Regions from separate parts of the Homo sapiens genome. Here region 1 is linked to region 2. Evidence: chromatin loops called from intact Hi-C (ENCODE). Cell type or tissue: CD14-positive monocyte. All regions are shown on one strand. Each heading gives the region's core, and the rest is flanking DNA. Links, peaks and the distances in the headings are about the cores only.

Region 1 (8,754 bases), core at 3,094-5,593, 50 kb before region 2:
GATCACTTGAGTCCAGAAGTTTGAGACCGGCCTGGGCAACACAGTTAGACCCCCGTCTCTACAATAAATTTAAAAAAATATTAGCCCGGCATGGTGGTGTGCACCTATAGTCCTAGCTGTTCAAGAGGCTGAGGTGGGAGGTTGGCTTAAGCCCAATAGTTCAAGGCTGCAGTGAGCTATGATTGCACCACTGCACTCCAGCCTGGGTGACAGAGCAAGACCCTGTCTCTAAAAATAAAGTAAAGTAAAATAAAATAAAACAATGAAAACCTTGGAAGCGCATTATTTGTAATAGTGAAAATTTATAAACCACCTAAATGTTTCCCACCAAACCCATGAATCCTTCCCAGCCCCTCCAGCCTCAGGCTGCCCTCTCAGCTCAACCTGGGGTGGGATTGAGGATTAAGGCACATCCAAGAATGGGAGTTGGGGTAGGTTTGAGTCCAAGGAAAGGGGGCTGGGCATGTGGGCTCACACCTGTAATCCCAGCACTTTGAGAGGCTGAGGCGGGCAGATCACTTGAGGACAGGAGTTCGAGACCAGCTTGGCCAACATGATGAAACCCCATCTCTACTAAAAATACAAAAATTAAGGCTGGGTGCGGTGGCACACACCTGTAATCCCAGCACTTTGGGAGGCCGAGGTGAGTGGATCACTTGAGGTCAGGAGTTTGAGACTAGCCTGGCCAACATAGTGAAACCCCATCTCTATCAAAAAATACAAAAATTAGCTGGTGTGGTACATACCTGTAGTCCTAGCTACTCGGGAGGCTGAGGCATAAGAATTGCTTGAACTCGGGAGGGCGAGGTTGCAGTGAGCTGAGACTGTGCCACTGCACTCTAGCTTGGGCGACAGAGCAAGACTCTGTCTCAAAAAAAAAAAAAAAAAGAAAAGTGGCTGTGCGGCTGTGGCAGGACCGCTCCCTCCCTCAGTGGTTGCTGGACTGAAGATGGAGGTCTGTGTGAGTGTGTGGTCACACTCATACAGACATGTATCCCTCCACCCCGCCCACACACTCCCGTCAGTCTTCTGCTCCACAATCCATGGAGACCCTGCCATGTGCACGGAGGTCTCACCTCCTCCTGGAAGCCTGCTCAAGGCTGAGGGGAGCAGATGTGGTCCTGCCTCCGTCGCTATCCCGAGGACCCTCACAGCTAAACCTTCTCCCTGACCCTGCTGGCAGGGATGAGCTGGGAGAGGGGACACAGGCTGGTTTGGTGTCCTGGAAGATCAAGGCTCCATGCAGCTAGCAGTGGTCCCAAGTTCTCTCTCATTTTCTTTCTCAAGGGGAAGAAAGTCTTCCCCGGCCCTGTGGCCTCCACAGGCCTCCTCTTCTCCGGAGTAGCTCAGGAAGCGTGAGCTCTGTCTACATGGGATCCCAGTTTTGTGGTGAGTATGTTGATATGTGTGGATATGTGACATATGTGGCTATGTCTATAGAGAAACCTTTGGGCTGGGCGCAGTGGCTCACGCCTGTAATCCCAGCACTTTGGCAGGCTGACGTGGGCGGATCACGAGGTCAGGAGATCGAGACCATCCTGACCAACACGATGAAACCCTGTCTCTACTAAAAATACAAAAAATTAGCCGGGCATGGTGGTGGGTGCCTGTAGTCCCAGCTACTCAGGAAGCTGAGGCAGGAGAATGGCGTGAACCTAGGAGGTGGAGCTTGCAGCGAGCCGAGATCGCGCCACAGCATTCCAGCCCTGGCAACAGCGAGACTCTGTCTCAAAAAAAAAAAAAAAAAAAAAAAAAAAGAGAAACCTTTGGGGAGATGCTGACCAAAATGTTCACTGTGGTTATTTCTGGGTGGGGGGATTGTGGGTGATCCTCGCTTTCTTCTTTTCTCATATGCGTGGTGTGCATGTGTTTAGTTTGTTTTCTAAAGTTTGCATACAGCCCCAGAGATAAAATCATCAAGAGAGGAAGAGAGAGAGAGAGATCTGCAAAAAGCCAGCAGGAAAGGCAAAGCAATGAAGAGAGAATAAAGCGAGAAAGAGAAGGTCCAGAAGAGGCAGAGGATACCTCAGGGGGAGGCAGAGGGCAGAGGGGACAATGGCTATTTCCTGGAGGCCTGGGTGTGGCCCTGGATGGGAGCAGCTGGTGCCCTCAGAACCCACAGTCTTGTTTTTTTTTTTTTTTTTCTGAAACAGAGTCTCGCTCTGTTGCCCAGGCTGGAGTGCAGTGGCGCGATCTCTGTTCACTGCAACCTCCACCTGCTAGGTTCAAGCAATTCTTCTGCCTCAGCCTCCCAAGTAGCTGGGATTACAGGCATGTGCCACCACACCCAGCTAATTTTTGTATTTTTAGTAGAGATGGGGTTTCACCATGCTGGCGAAGCTGGTCTTGAACTTTTGACCTCAGGTGATCTGCCCTTGGCCTCTTAAAGTGCTGGGATTACAGGCATGAGCCACCGCGCCCTGCCAAAGCCCATAGTCTTTCCAGGGCCCACAGGCCTGGTGGCGACTGGCCCCATAGCTGCTCATGGGCTGCCTCCAGATGGCACGACAGTCTCCCTTCCCTCTGGCTCTGTAGGCAGCCGCGGCATCTCTGCTGGTGATGGAGGCAGCAGATGTTAGATGTGGCTGCAGCCCAAAGTCCAGGCTGGGGCAGCTGTTAGGAGACAATCCTCCATGGGCCTCACATGTCTGCACATCTCGTGAGCAGAGGGTGCCTTGGTTCTAGGTGATCTTTCTAGGATGTTTGTACAACAAACAACCTTAGAGGTGAGTGTTAATGTTTCCTCCTGGAGCGAAAAGCAGATGTGCCCACTGCCCATTATAAAATATTCTGCTCCCCGGCTGGGCACGGCAGCTCAGGCCTGTAATCCCAGCACTTTGGGAGGCCAAGGCAGATAGATTGCTCCAGGAGTTGAGACCAGCCTGGGCAACATGGCAAAACCCTGTCTCTACTAAAAATACTAAAATTAGCTGGGTGTGGTGGTACATGCCTGTTAATCCCAGCTACTCAGGAGGCTGAGGCACGAGAATCACTTGAACCTGGGAGGCAGAGGTTGCAGTGAGCCCAGATGGCGCCACTGCACTTCAGCCCGCGTGACAGAGCGAGACACTCTCAAAAATAAATAAATAAATAAATAAAAATAAAATATTCCACACAACCCCTAAGGAGCCCTAAGCTCAGGGCTCCTTTTCAGGAGGTTTTCACTGCACACAACTTTATATGGTACATTAGACTCTTCTCAGAAACAGGGAGGCAGTGTAGCCTGGCAATTAATAGTACAGACTCTGAGAGGGAGCCTGCATAAGCTCAAATCTCAGCTCTACCACTGCTGGGCATGTGGCCTGGAACAAGCCACTTAACATCGCTTCCCTGCAGAAGGTGATCTGAGAGTAAACACTCTAAAGAAAGGGTAAAGCCGGGCCGGGCACGGTGGCTCACACCTATAATCCCAGCACTTTGGGAGGCTGAGGCCAGGAAGGATTGAGGCCAGGAGTTCGAGACTAGTCTGGACAACATAGTGAAACCCTGTTTCTACAAAAAAAAAATACAAAAATTAGCCAGGCATGCTGATGTGCACTTGTAATCTCAGCTACTCGGGAGGCTGAGATGGGAGGATCAGTTGATCCTAGGAGGCCGAGGCTGCAGTGAGTCATGATTGCACCACTGCACTTCAGGCTGGGCAACAGAACAAGACCCTGTCTCAAAAATAAATAAATAAAACATGAAAGAAAGAAAAGATGGGATGAAAACCATTTGGCACTTGTTCTATTAAAGATTAACACAGCCAGGCTTAGTGGCTCACATCTGTAATCCTAGCACTTTGCGAGGCCAACACAGAAGGATTGCTTTAGCTCAGGAGTTTGAGACCAGCCTGGGCAACATAGTGAGACCTCATCTCTACAAAAAAATAAAAATAAAAATAAAAAATTAGCCAGGCATGTTAGCACATGCCTGTGGTTCCAGCTACTTAGGAGGCTAAGAGGAGAGGATCACTGACACCCATGATTTCAAGGCCCATGATTTCAAGGCTGCGGTGAGCCTGGGTGACAGAGCAAGATTCTGTCTCAAAAAAAAAAAAAAAAAAAGAATACATGACTACCCTACGAACCAAAAATTGTACTCCTAGGCAGATACCCAACAGAAACACAGCCCTATGTGTGCCAAAGAAACATGGACTAGAATGTCCAAGGCAGTGCTAGTCACGATAGCCAGACTGGAAACTACCCAAATGCTCATCAACAGTAGATGAAAAACAATTATTTCCACAGGAGAGACGTTGATGAAACAATGAGAATGATTATCTAAACTACATACGACCACGTGATTGAATCCTGCAAATGTCTTGTGGGGTGGGAGAAGCTGAGTGCAAAGCATCTATGGTAGGACTCCATTCACAGATACAGAAGCAGGCATGCATGTCGGCCGTTAGAGGTCAGCTTTGGAGACAGCGAGTGACTGGAAGGGAAGTTTCTGGGAGCTGAGTGTGCTCTGTGTCTTGAACCGGGTGTGAATGTTAATGATGTACTTTTCTGTATGTAAATTATTTTCCAACAAAAATTTAAAAAGTGGAAGGCAATGGTTGGAATGGATTTAATTCAAGATAATGGGAGTGGGTTCTTTGGAGCCTGAAAGGATTGTTTCAGAAAATTCCACAGGCTCCTGTTCTCTTACAAGGCCAACAGTGCTGGAGCAGAGAGCATTTAGATGCCTTCCAGGAAGTGCTGTCCGTAATGGGACTAAGAGGAACGGGTTTAATAACCTTCCTATGCTGGCCGTACTTTGTGGTTTTCAAAGCACTTATCTGATCTGCATTTACTGAGTGTGAAAAAATTGTTATTTTAGTGGTTGGCACTTCTAAAGAAGGGTGCCCATTTAGGAAGTAAATTTCCCTTTCCTCTCCCCTCCCCTCCCCTCCCCTCCTCTCCTCTCCTCTCCTTCTTCTCTTATTTCTCTCTCTCTCTCCCCCCCCCACCTCTTTTATCTCTCTCTCTCTCTCTTTCTCCCTACCTCTTTCTTTCTCTCTTTCTCTTTCTTTTTTTTCCTTCAGGGCTTCACTCTGTCACCCACTCTGTCTGCTGGAGTGCAGTGGCATGATCACAGCTCACTGCAGCCTCAACCTCCCCAGGTTCTGGTGATCCTCCTACCTCAGCCTCCCTAGTACCTGTGACTGCAGGTGCATGCCACCATGCCTAGCTAAGTTTTGTACTTTTTGTAGAGAAGGTGTTTCACCATGTTGCTCAGGCTGGTCTTGAACTCCTAGGCTCAAATGATTCACCTGCCTTGGCATCCCAAAGTGCTGGGATTACAGGCATGAACCACTGTGGTTGGCCTGGATCATCTAGTTGCTCAACAGAAATGCAAAAAAAAATTTGAGTGAGGCTGGATGTAATCTCCAAGGATTCGCAGAAATCTTGGGGCACAGGGATATCAGTTTTCCATTGACAAGGGATCTGAGGTCCCTGCCAGTTTCATTTAAATTTCAAGAATAGGCCGGGAGCGGTGGCTCACGCATGTAATCCCAGGACTTTGGGAGGCCAAGGCAGGTGGATCGTGGATCACTTGAGGTTAGGTGTTAGAGACCAGCCTGGCCAGCATGGTGAAACCCCGTCTCTAATAAAAATACAAAAATTAGCGGGGCATGGTGGCACATGCCTGTGATCCCAGCTAGTCGGGAGGTTGAGGCATGAGTCTCACTTGAACCTGGGAGGCAGAGGTTGCAGTGAGCTGAGAGCACGCCACTGCACTCTAGCCTGGGTGACAGAGTGAGACTCTGTCTCAAAAAATTTTTTTTTTTTTCAAAGAACAGCATGACTGCAGCAGGCTTACACCTGGGTATGGGGAGATGGGGAGGAAGGCTTTGTGATCCCGATTACACAGGATAAATCAATCCCAGAGAGGTTAAGAAACGTGTCCGAGATTACATAGTGAGTGTGGCCCCGTGGGATTTGAACCACTGGGCATAGAACACCTGGAGAGGATTTGGACCCTGAAAGTCCTGCTCCTGCCGCCAGGTTTCCAGGCTGGCCTGACTCCTGCCCTCCTCCAGGCTGGGAAAGTCCACACAGCCCACTTTTTCATCTGTGAGCTGCCTGGAGCCTTCTGATGAATCAACTTCTCTGGCCTTGATAAGTCAGGGCAGGTTTCTGAGCTTGTCCTTGAAGCACCCATCTCACAGATGTGATGAGGCCTACCCTGTGTCCAGCCTTAGCCTGGTCCTGGACATGCGGACCCAGCCCCTCTCCTAGAGGAGCTCACAGTCAGGAGTGGAAGCAGGGGGCAGCTGTCTTCAGAAGGGGATGTGCACAGGCTGCCCGTTGCACAGTGCTGATGCTGGGCTTGCCCAGTGACCACCGCCCTCAAGGAGCTGGGGCTGGAGTAGTAGAGGATGGGGGAGGAAGAAAATGTCCCTAATTTGCAATGACAGGCTTCTAATCTATAAATAGCTTTCGGAAATAGAGCAGAGAGAGAGAAAGAGAAGTCATTTGCAGGCTTACATTCAATTCAACAGCAGCCTTTTTCTTCCTTCTGAGACAAGCTATTTGAGTCTATTCAAACTGAAAAAAACAAAAACCACTTTGAATGACCAAATAATCTATTCAGCCATCTTGATGCCTCTCCCAGCTGGGAATTCACATTTTAGGCAGCCTTTGTCCCAGGGGTGGGTGAAGGCAGGTGAGTTCTGAGTGTGGAGGTGGAACAGTGAATACCCAGGCCCCTTTCCACCCCTCTCTCCAAGAAGTGTACCTGCAAACTCCTCAGCACCAGCCGCCACCATGGGAGAAATTCATTAGCAGATCTGGTTTTGCATAATTTAGTAGCTAGCATTCACAAATTAAGTCTGCTGGCTCCCCTCGTGGTAATGGCCTTTAGAGAGATGTGAGAAAACACAGGCTTGTAATCCCAGCAGTTTTCTGGAGCTGATAATTAATAACAACAATAAACTGCTAATAAGACACATCAGTTTTTCCTTCCACTCATGTCTTCTTGCTTGTTCCTCACCACTGCAGAAGAGGAAAGCAGATCTGATGTCCTCCATCTGATAGGCAAGGGAACTGAGATCTGGGGAGGTGTTCCCAGCTGGGGAGGAGGCTGTTCTGGAATCTGCCTCTTCAGCCGGCCTGGGGAGGGTCCTGGTGCCCTCTGAGCTCAGGGCCATGGCCCACTCAGGAGGCCACTGGGGGACCATGGGAGAAGCAGGGCTCGGGAGCACTAAGCCTCTACCCACAGTCTGCATAGCAGGAACCTCAGTCCTTGCTGGAGTCCTTGGCAGAGCAAGTCCTTCGATTAGCAACACCATCAACAGCTGCAATAATCCAAAGCTAATCTTTGTCAAGTCCTTTCAGCCACCAAACACTCTTTCTGCATGCACCATCTCATCAATAACACACAGTTGCCCATGAAGAAGGTACCTATCACCTTTTTGCTTTGTTTTGTTTTGTTTTGAGACAGTGTCTTGCTCTGTCACCCAGGCTGGAGCGCAGTGCTGCAATCAAGGCTCACTGCAGCCTCAAACTCCTGGGTTCAAGCGATTCTTGCACCGCAACCTCCTGAGTAGCTGGGACTACAAGCGGCACCACATGCCCAACTAATTATTTTTTGTATTTTTGTGGAGATGGAATCTCACTATGTTGCCAGGCTTGTCTCAAACTCTTGGCCTCAAGCAATCCTCCTTCCTCTGCTCCCCAGAGCACTGGGATTATAGTCGTGAGCCACTGAGCTGGCCAAATATCACTTCAATTCACTGGTGAGGAAATGAAGGCTCAGAGAGGCTCCAACAGACCCCAGTTGGAGTGGCTTCCTGGTCCCCAGAGCGTCTCCTTCTCTGGGATCGATCTGGATGCAGGTAAGCCTGGCGGGTCTGCTTCTGACATATGGCCTTGTCCCCTTGCCAAAGCTGATTGGGCCAGGAATGGGCTACTGGTCTCTGTTTGGCCAACCACAGCCTCTGTCTGGGATGCGTTAGGCTGGTGCTAAGGCAAGGGAGGCAATATCCCTCTGGCGATGGCTGGAGCCATGGCAGCCCTGCTCTTCCCCTGCACAGGAGGCCAGGCAGCAGCAGGAAGGCAGCTTCAGAGATGGGGAGCGCAGGGACAGGCAGCATCCTGTGGTGTTTGAGTCCTTTATTCCAGTTGTCCCTGAGGCACCCCAGTGGTGACCAGCCCCGGTATCCTCTGAATAAGCCCCCTTTACTTGAGTTGGTTGGATTCAGGTCTCTGTCTCTTGAAACCATGAGTTGTAACCTAGGACCTTGGCTGGGGTCCCTGGGAAGCATGACGTGGCAGGGACTGGAGTCTTGTCCCCTCTCCACCAAGGCTTCCAGGGCCTCCCGGGACTCTCCTCCTTGTGGGTCTCTGCAGGGATTGCGGCAGCCAGGGAAGGCCCCTGGTTCTCAATGCCCGCTGCAGAGGAGCCCCAGTGAAGGGCAAATAGTACTGAGACTACACCCTCTCTGAACCCCCAAATCACAGCACCAGTGTGGCACAGGGCTTATTCATGCCACCCCTGTGTTCTGGGCAGGACTGCCCGAGCCAGCCATGTGGGGCCTTGATTTTTTGAGGGAGAGGAGTCCATGGTCACCTTGTGGTTGGCGGGGTTCGAGAGGCAAAGGTGTCCATGAAGTGGCCCCTGGCCTTTGCCCTGGGCAGGACTTGGAATCCCTGGAGGCTCTCACTCCAGGAATCAGGGTGGAGACATCCCCTGCCTTCTCCCCACTCACCCTGAGGGCCTCCCTAAGTGATCAGGAATCCAAAGTGTGCTTTCCATGATTTGTGTCTCCTCTCCATCCCCCAAATC
Region 2 (8,754 bases), core at 4,336-6,835:
TGAAGAGTCCACAATAGCTACGAACTGTGAAGGAACTTGGGAAATAGCACCATGCAGCAGAAAGCAGAAAAAAACAATGGGCTAGTAATCAATAAAAATGGTTTCTATTATCAGTTAATCCACATTTTAAGGTATTTAACCTCCTTGGGCCTCGGCTTCCTCTTTTAAAATGAAGGGGATGGAATACAGTGTATCTCAGACTTCTGGTTCCAAAATTTGATGAGACTATGCAATCAGTGGTCTCAATCATGATACTTCTGTTTTAGACTTAAGTTCAAATGATGTATATATCTAATAAGTAATTTATCCAGAGACTGCTAACCTGTCAAAATGGTATCACTAAAACCACTGAAATAATTACTTCATGGTTCTTAGATAACATTGATGGTTCCAAGGCTCATCGGAAAGACAACAGGTATCAGTTACACAAACATGCCATCATATTGAGGGCTGGGGAGTGTATGGTGGTGTTTTATTCACTTTACAAAATTAGCTACAAAATTAGCTAGTGCACCTACTTGGGTTTGTCATAGATATCATAAAACTGTATCATACAAATGGGGGCACCGAAAAATACTAAAAAACGGCCAAGAGAAACATATAGCATTTTTGATTTCCTCATTTCTACAAACTGGAGTTTCTTTTTTTATTTATATATCACACTGTAATTCTATTACATACAATATAATTGTATATTATGTTCTAATTCTACTACCTATTTTATCTAGTTCACAAAAACGGGATGCAGGAAAGATAAGCCATTTTCAAGACAGGCTGAATGAGGTAATAAACAGCACTGTGGGTCCTTGACATTCGGATTTCATGAATAAAACTACCATTGGTTTTTAAGGTTTATCTACAGAACATCATGTGACCCCCCCCTTTGATGGCTCTTTATAACTTCAAAGGTGGCCTTAAAGACAGGTTTACCACTCCGTGTTCATCACTGATTGAGCAGTGAGAGGAAAATGTCTTCAGTTTTTATTATAAATTCTTTACAACTGCTCTCCATATTATTTAAAGTGATTAGAAAACAGCACTGATATTGTCAGCTTTTGTTTCATAGAAATGTGAGTTATATTAATAATTACACCTACATTAACCTTTATGGCTTTTCACTGGTTAAGCATGGCTGGTGGAAATGACAATCAAGCATCAGTTATTGATATGGGATTTTAATGGTATGCTTCAATTCAAATAATAAAATGATTGAACTATAAGTCTTTATATAAAAAAAGACAGCAAAAATAGTGCCAGTTATGAACTCCACTTATAGCCTGAGAACTCTCTACCTATTGCTGTTCCTCACTGCTGGGTCATGGTGTGGAAAGGAAGGGGAGGGCTGGAATTTTGTGTCCCCCCCAATTTCAATGAGATGTGGCAATGATGCTGAAGGATGGCTGTCCTTCAGCAAAGCCTGCAGGGGGCCTGCAGGCAGTATGTCACCGAAAATCACATTACGGGTTTATTCTAACAAAAATATCTGCTGCTGCTTTCACAGTTCTAGTCCTAGAAATTATTTTCCTAAAACTGTTTCTTTCTTAAAGAGTGAGGTATATATTAGTATTCAGTGCCTGGGAAGAAGCCAAATATATCCTGATTGCTATTCTGTATCATTCATTTTAGCAAAATTATTCTATTTCAGTTATATCTGCAATCTACAATGGGTAGGCATGAACTGAATCTCTCATGCAGAATTAGCCCATTTATATAAACCTCTTCTGAAATACTAATTGTTTCCATGGGTGAAATTGTAACAATTACAAATCACAGCTTAGAGGAGAACAAAAGAAATAGTTCAATAATTTGAATTAATGATAAGCATGAAAAAATTTACTAATTGGAGCTCTGAAATTTGCTTTCCAAATGGAGGTTTTTCAAGCTGGCTCTTGTTTTTAAAAAACTCTGTTAAATCCCTTATTTTAATCACACACACTTTTTCTGAAGGGGCGGCTTTCTTCTTTTTCTTGGGTAATAAAGCTAAATTTGGGATATGAAGTTAAATCTATTGCAGCCTTACAATTTAAACTTATTCTTACATTTGGTGATTAGTTAATATAAAGATATCACTCGAGGGAGGCTTTTCACCTGTTTAATTATCAGATTTGTATTAACAAAAAAAATTAGTGTATATAGAGAAAATACCTTAACTAAAACACATTAGAGAAGAATTTCTCATCATGGATATAGACCAGTGCTGCCCAAAATAAATATGTGAGTAAAAAATGTGAGCAAGTAGCCACATTAAAAAGTAAAAAAGAAATTGGTGGAATTAATTTGACTTATATAGTTTATTTAACCCAACATATCAGTGCAGAAAGAGTTAACATTATAGCAGGCCTGAGGGTGCTACCTTTGAAAGGTTCTGATTGCAAGACTGGCCCTTGGGTGCCATCCATTCCCTAACAGATAAGGGTACTTCATTGTACCTAGACTTTGCATAAAAGATGTCATTTATGCCAAATACTTGCTTTCCTGCTAAGAGTCTGAAATTTTGATATATGCAAAGCAGAGGGTGCCTATGTGACCAGACTCTGATAAGAACCTTGGGTGCTGAGTCTCTAATGGGCTTCTCTGGGCAGAAACACTGCGTATGTGCTACTGCATTTTTATTTTTTTTTTGGAGACAGAGTCTCACTCTGTTGCCCAGGCTGGAATGCAGTGGCATGATTCACAGCTCACTGCAGCCTCAACCTCCTGGGCTCAAGTGATCCTCCTGTCTCAGCCTCCAGAGTAGCTGGAACCACAGGTTTGCACCACCATGCCCAACTCATTTAAAACTGTTTTGGTTTTTTTTTTTTTTTTTGTAGAGATGTTGTCCCATTATGTTGCCCAGGCTGGTCTCAGGCAATCTTCCCACCTTGGCCTCCCAAAGAGCTGGGATTACAGGCGTGAGCCACTGTGTCCAGTCCATGCCCATTTGCTGTTGTTGGAGAAACAGGCATACTCAGAATGCCCCTCATGGAAAGGACGCGATATGTGGACCTGCGCAAGGATCGGTCCAGACCCTGGCAGCCTCTCCCTGGCGGCTCCCTTTTGTTGTCCTCCATCCCAGCTGTGAGTGCAGTACAAATAAATGCTGGGTTCTAGAGTCCTTCCAGCAAGGCACCTAACATGGGGATGCTGTTGGAAGCCCCGAAACAATTTCCAAAACATTCTCATTTTAACATATAGCATAAAATACTGTTAGTGGGATACTTTACATTCTTTATTTCATACCAAGCCTCTGACATCTGGGAGGCGTTTTTATAATGATAGCACACGTCGGTTTAGACGGGCCATGTTATAAGTGCTCAGAGGCTGCAGGTGGCTGGCGGACACTGGACTGGACAGCACAGGTGCACAGAAACCGAGGGAAAAATAAGAAGGCTAAAAGCCTTTCTTGTTAGCTACGTCTTTGTATAAAGCACTGATTTGTAGTTATTTGACACAGTGAAACAGCCTCTGCATAGTTTTTTAAGTTTGAAAAGTTCTCAAATTTAAAAGGTTTTAGAAACATGCTCAGGTTCTCTCCCTGGTGAAGGAAGCAGCAGCAGCAAAGTTCACTCTCAGCAAATGCCACCGTGAGCTCCCGACATTTCCAGCTGCCCAAGGAGCTCACCATGTCCAAAACATGACACTTTCCCCATCTTGTCTGTTCAGTTTTCATCTTTCAGTCAGACTCAAAATTGTAGGTGACTGACTCACTCTTTTAGCCTTCATTGAATGGGTCATTGAATCCTGTGGATTCCGTTTCCCCACTCTTCTTTGTCCTCACTGCCCCTGCTTAGGTTCAGACCTCCATGGCTTCCCGCTGTGACTATGGAAGTAAACTCTTAACTCATATCCATGCCCCAGCTAAGGCACAGCGCTAAAGATGTTACTTTATAGTGTCAACTCCCTGATGCCTGTAAGATGAGTCTACATTTTCCCTTTGATTTTTTTCAAAGGGCTTCATCCAGTTTTAATCTACCTTTCCTGCCTCCTTTCTCTGCCACTCCCTCTACCACACTTCTTGTGGCCCACCTTAGCTCTGCTTCAATGCTTTGCTCATTATTGCTTCTGTCTAAAATAACAGCCTCAATGAACATTTCTACCTTCAAAATATATCTACTCTCAAGGACACACCCAAAGGACCTGCACTCAAAGACCACCTCCTCCGTAATTGATGCTGCCTGTTTGAAGGAACTTGGATATTTAACAGGAGAACCCTTTATGTCTCAAAGGGTCTTCGTCACGGTCAATCCTACACTGTCACTATTTGCCTAGGTCACCTTACCTAACTGACTGGAAAACCCTTTAGGGCAGGTACTGTTCCATGCATGTTTGTATCTTCCTAGCATCAAACACAGTACCTCACATGACAAATGCCAAAGAAATGCATGGAAAGCAGGTAGGAAGGCTGGTTGACCAAATTGGCTTCATAACCCAATTGACCATTTGGCATCTCATGAAGACCTTTAAAATTCTAGATAGAAGAGTTCAGCTATAAGAAAGCCTGTATATGGTCATAAACAGTCATGATTTTAATACAGAATCCATGGAATAATACAATGCCTTGAAATTATAAGATTGAGAAAAACTATTAATTTTCAAATTTGTCAAAAATATCTGATATCTTACTGTCACACTTTTGTATTTACAAACTCTGTATTTGCACAAATCATACAGCTTACCATTACACCATACTCATCAGTCAGGATATAAAGGCTAAAATATTTGTTTCTTTTCATGACAATAGATAAGATATACCACTTATAATTTTAAAATATATGTGATGTGAACATACAAACTCAACTATATCTGGGCAGTTCAGATGTGTCTTAAAATGGTATTATTCTTCATACAGGAGATGAATCTGAGGAAACAGTTGGAAGAGGCTAACCAGCCCTGCCCAAATGTAGATTAAAGTTAAGGGCCATTCAAATTCAAGTAAAAAAATGATGGTATTTTGGAAAGCAGATTTTGCCAAAGCTACTGGTAATATGATCTGCACTTATGATAAGCAAAATAAAAAAAAATTAGGAAGTACTGATATATCACTTGGATTTTTTTTTTTTTTTTTTAATCCTTAGCTAATTGGCTGAGGAGTTTAAGGAGATAGAAAAGCAAAGAAATATAACAGAAACAGTTTTTCCTGGTGGGAATGTATTCACTTGATTTTTCAGGAACCTAAAGGAAGGTTTGTTTTATTTATTTACTTATTTATTTATTTATTTATTTATTTAGAGACGGAGTCTTACTCTGTCACCCAGGCTGGAGTGCAGTGGTGCAATGTTGGCTCACTGCAAGCTCCGCCTCCCGGGTTCACGCCATTCTCCTGCCCCAGCCTATCGAGTAGCTGGGACTACAGGCGCCCGCCACCATGCCCGGCTAATTTTTTGTATCTTTAGTAGAGACAGGGTTTCACCGTGTTAGCCAGGATGGTCTCAATCTTGTTGACCTCATGATCTGCCCGCCTTGGCCTCCCAAAGTGCTGGGATTACAGGCATGAGCCACCGCGCCTGGCCATTTATTTTTTGAGACGGGGTCTTGCTCTGTCACCCAGGCTGGAGTGCAGTGGTGCAATCTTAGCTCACTCCAACCTCTGCCTCCTGGGTTCAAGTGATCCTCCCATCTCAGTCTCCTGAGTGGTGCATACCACCACGCCCAGCTAATTTTTGTATTGTTAGTAGAGATGGGGTTTCACCATGTTGGCTAGGCAGGCTGGTCTCAAACTCCTGAGCTCAAGCGATCCACCCGCCTCGGCCTCACAAAAGCTGGAATTACATGTATGAGCCGCTGTGCCTGGCCTAGGAACCCAAAGAAGAATCCTAAAATCTGTCTTCAAAATTTCTCCACTTTTAAGTTGTGGTGGTTGTCTGTGTATGAGCTACAACCTTTAATAAGAAAAACTTCCCACATGCTTACCAAATAGTGAAGATAACTTTTAAAAACTTAAGCAGTTCATAAAAACACAATCTCCATAGTAACCATAAGAACATATCTATAAAATATACACAAAAGGAAATGCGAAGGGAATCAAAACTTGTCACTACAAAAAAAAATCAATTAAAGAAAAGAAGGCAGTAATGGAGGAAATGAGAGACAACAAAGCTATAGACACACAGAAAACAAGTAGCAAAGTGACAGAACCTTCCTCATCAGCAATTAAACATAAATAAACTCTCCAATCAAAAGAAGAGATTGCAGAATTGATGGGAAAAAACAAGATCCAATTATATGCTGCCTGTAGGACACTCACTTTAAAGATATAAAAAAGTTGAAAGTAAAAGGATGGACAAAGATATTCCATGCAAATAGTTGCTAAAAGACAGCTAGGGGGTGGCAAGACTAGTCTTGGATAAAAAAGGACACGGTATATTGATAAAAGGGTCAATTCACCCAGAAGATATAACGATTATAAACATATATGGACTAAAAACAAAGGAGCCCTAAAATATATGAAACAAACATTGATAGAACTGATGGGAGAAGTAGACACTTGTACAATAGTAATTGGAGACTTCAACATTGCACTTTCAATAAAGGATAGAATGACCAGGCAGAACATCAATAAGAAAATAAAGGACCTGAACACCACTATAGACCAAATGGACCTAACATATACAGAAAATTCCACCCAATAACAGAAAAATGTAATTTTTCTCAATTACACATCAGACAGTCTCTAGAATAGACTACGTATGTTCAGCCACAAAACAAGTCTTAATATATTTTAAATGACTGAAATATAAAATTTATTTTCAAATCAAAATGGAATGAAACTAGATATCAACAACTGAAGGAAAATGAAAAAATTCACAAGTCTGTGTAAATTAAACTACACACTCTTACACAACTTTTAAAGCTGTGATTTCAAAAAAGAAATCCACGGGAAATTATAAGATACCTTGAGACAAATGAAACCCAAAACATGCCAAAACTTATGCAGAGTACTAAAAGCAGTAGTAAAAGGGAAATTTACACCTGTAAATGCCTACATTAAAAAAGAAGAAACAACTTAGATCAATAGTTTAACTTTATACCTTAAGGAACTAGAGAAAGAAGACAAACTAAATCCAAAGCTAGCAGAAGTAACAAAATAATAAAGATTTGAGTGACAATAAATAAAATAGAAAACAGAAAAAGAGCAAAAACCCAAAACTTGATTCTTTGGACAGATCAACAAGACTGACAAACCTGTGGCTAGAATTATTAAGAACAAAAAGACTCAAATTATTAAAATCAGAAATGCAACTGGAGACATTACTACAGATCTGACGTATATAAAAAGAATCATAAGTGAATACTAAGAACAACTGTATGCCAACAAACTGACAACCTAGAGGAAATGGATGAATTCCTAGAAACACACAATCAAAACTGCATAATGAAGCCAAAGAAAATCTGAATAGGCCTAAAACTAGCAAGGAGATTAAAAAAAGAATCCAGAACTTCTCAACAAAGAAAGGCTCTGGATCACATGGCTTCACTGGTGAATTCTACTAAACATGTAAAGAATTAACACCAATCAGTTGATTCCTGGGCAAGATGGCCGAATAGGAACAGTTCCAGTCTGCAGCTCCCCATGAGATCAAGGCAGAAGGCAGGTGATTTCTGCATTTCTAACTGAGGTACCCAGCTCATTTCACTGGGACTGGTTAGACAGTGGGTACAGCCCACGGAGGACGAGTAGGAGCAGGGTGGAGGGTCACCTCACTTGGGAAGCTCAAGGGGTCGGGGAACTCCCTCCCCTAGCCAAGGGAAGCCATGAGGGAACGGCGCATTCTGGCCCAGATACTACACTTTTCCCATGGTCTTCACAACCCGCAGACCAGGAGATTCCCTCGGGTGCCTACACCACCAGGGACCTGGGTTTCAAGCATAAAACTGGCGGCCATTTGGGCAGACACCGAGCTACCTGCAGAAGTTTTTTTTCATACCCTAGTGGTGCCTGGAACGCCAGCGAGACAGAACTGTTCATTCCCCTGGAAAGGGGGCTGAAACCAGGGAGCCAAGTGGTGTAGTTCAGCAGATCCCACCCCCACGGGGCCCTTCAGACGAAGATGCACTGGCTAGAAATTCTCACTGCCAGCACAGCAGTCTGAAGTTGACCTGGGACGCTTGAGCTTGGTAGGGGGAGGGGCATCTGCCATGACTGAGGCTTGAGTAGGTGGTTTTCCCCTCACAGTGTAAACAAAGCCACAGGGAAGTCTGAACTGGGCAGAGCCCACCGCAGCTCAGCAAAGCTGCTGTAGCCAGACTGCCTCTCTAGATTCCTCCTCTCTGGGCAGGGCATCTCTGAAAGAAAGGCAGCAGTCCCAGTCAGGGGCTTATAGATAAAACTCCCATCTCCGTGGGACAGAGCACCTGGGGGAAGGGGCCGCTGTGGGTGCAGCTTCAGCAGACTTAAACGTTCCTGCCTGCCGGCTCTGAAGAGAGCAGCAGACCTCCCAGCACAGCACTCGAGCTCTCCTAAGGGACATACTGCCTCCTCAAGTGGGTCCCTGATCCCCATGCCTCCTGACTGGGAGATACCTCACAGAAGGGGTCGACAGACACCTCACACAGGAGAGCTCCAGCTGGCATCTGGTGGGTGCCCTTCTGGGACGAAGCTTCCAGAGAAAGGAAAAGGTAGCAATCTTTGCTATTCTGTAGCCTCCACTAGTGATACACAGGCAAACAGGGTCTGGAGTGGACCTCCAGCAAACTCCAGCAGATCTGCCGCAGAGGGGCCTGACTGTTAGAAGGAAAACTAACAAACAGAAAGGAATAGCATCAACATCAATAAAA

What was found. Hi-C counts contacts between places; a loop is a spot of excess contacts. Peaks named below come from ENCODE experiments on the same cell type or tissue, not always from the same donor. Only the 100,000 strongest peaks of a DNase experiment are listed, where the experiment ranks them.
Region 1: it touches region 2 in a loop (1.9-fold over the local background); 1 of 110 quality-filtered maps calls a loop at or near these places.

Annotation. Positions count from the first base shown.
Region 1 is chr16:47,040,865-47,049,618 of GRCh38, forward strand. No RefSeq gene overlaps it. Among named protein-coding and RNA genes, the nearest start is that of DNAJA2-DT, 71 kb to the left of the region's middle. RefSeq lists enhancers at 6,071-6,150, 6,161-6,210. In CD14-positive monocyte, for the core only: no CTCF peak of the experiment used is centred there; a DNase peak (open chromatin) is centred at 4,357; H3K27ac peaks cover 571 bases.
Region 2 is chr16:47,089,237-47,097,990 of GRCh38, forward strand. The region is part of intron 7 of NETO2 (neuropilin and tolloid like 2); the gene reads right to left. Among named protein-coding and RNA genes, the nearest start is that of NETO2, 50 kb to the right of the region's middle. In CD14-positive monocyte, for the core only: no CTCF peak of the experiment used is centred there; no DNase peak of the experiment used is centred there.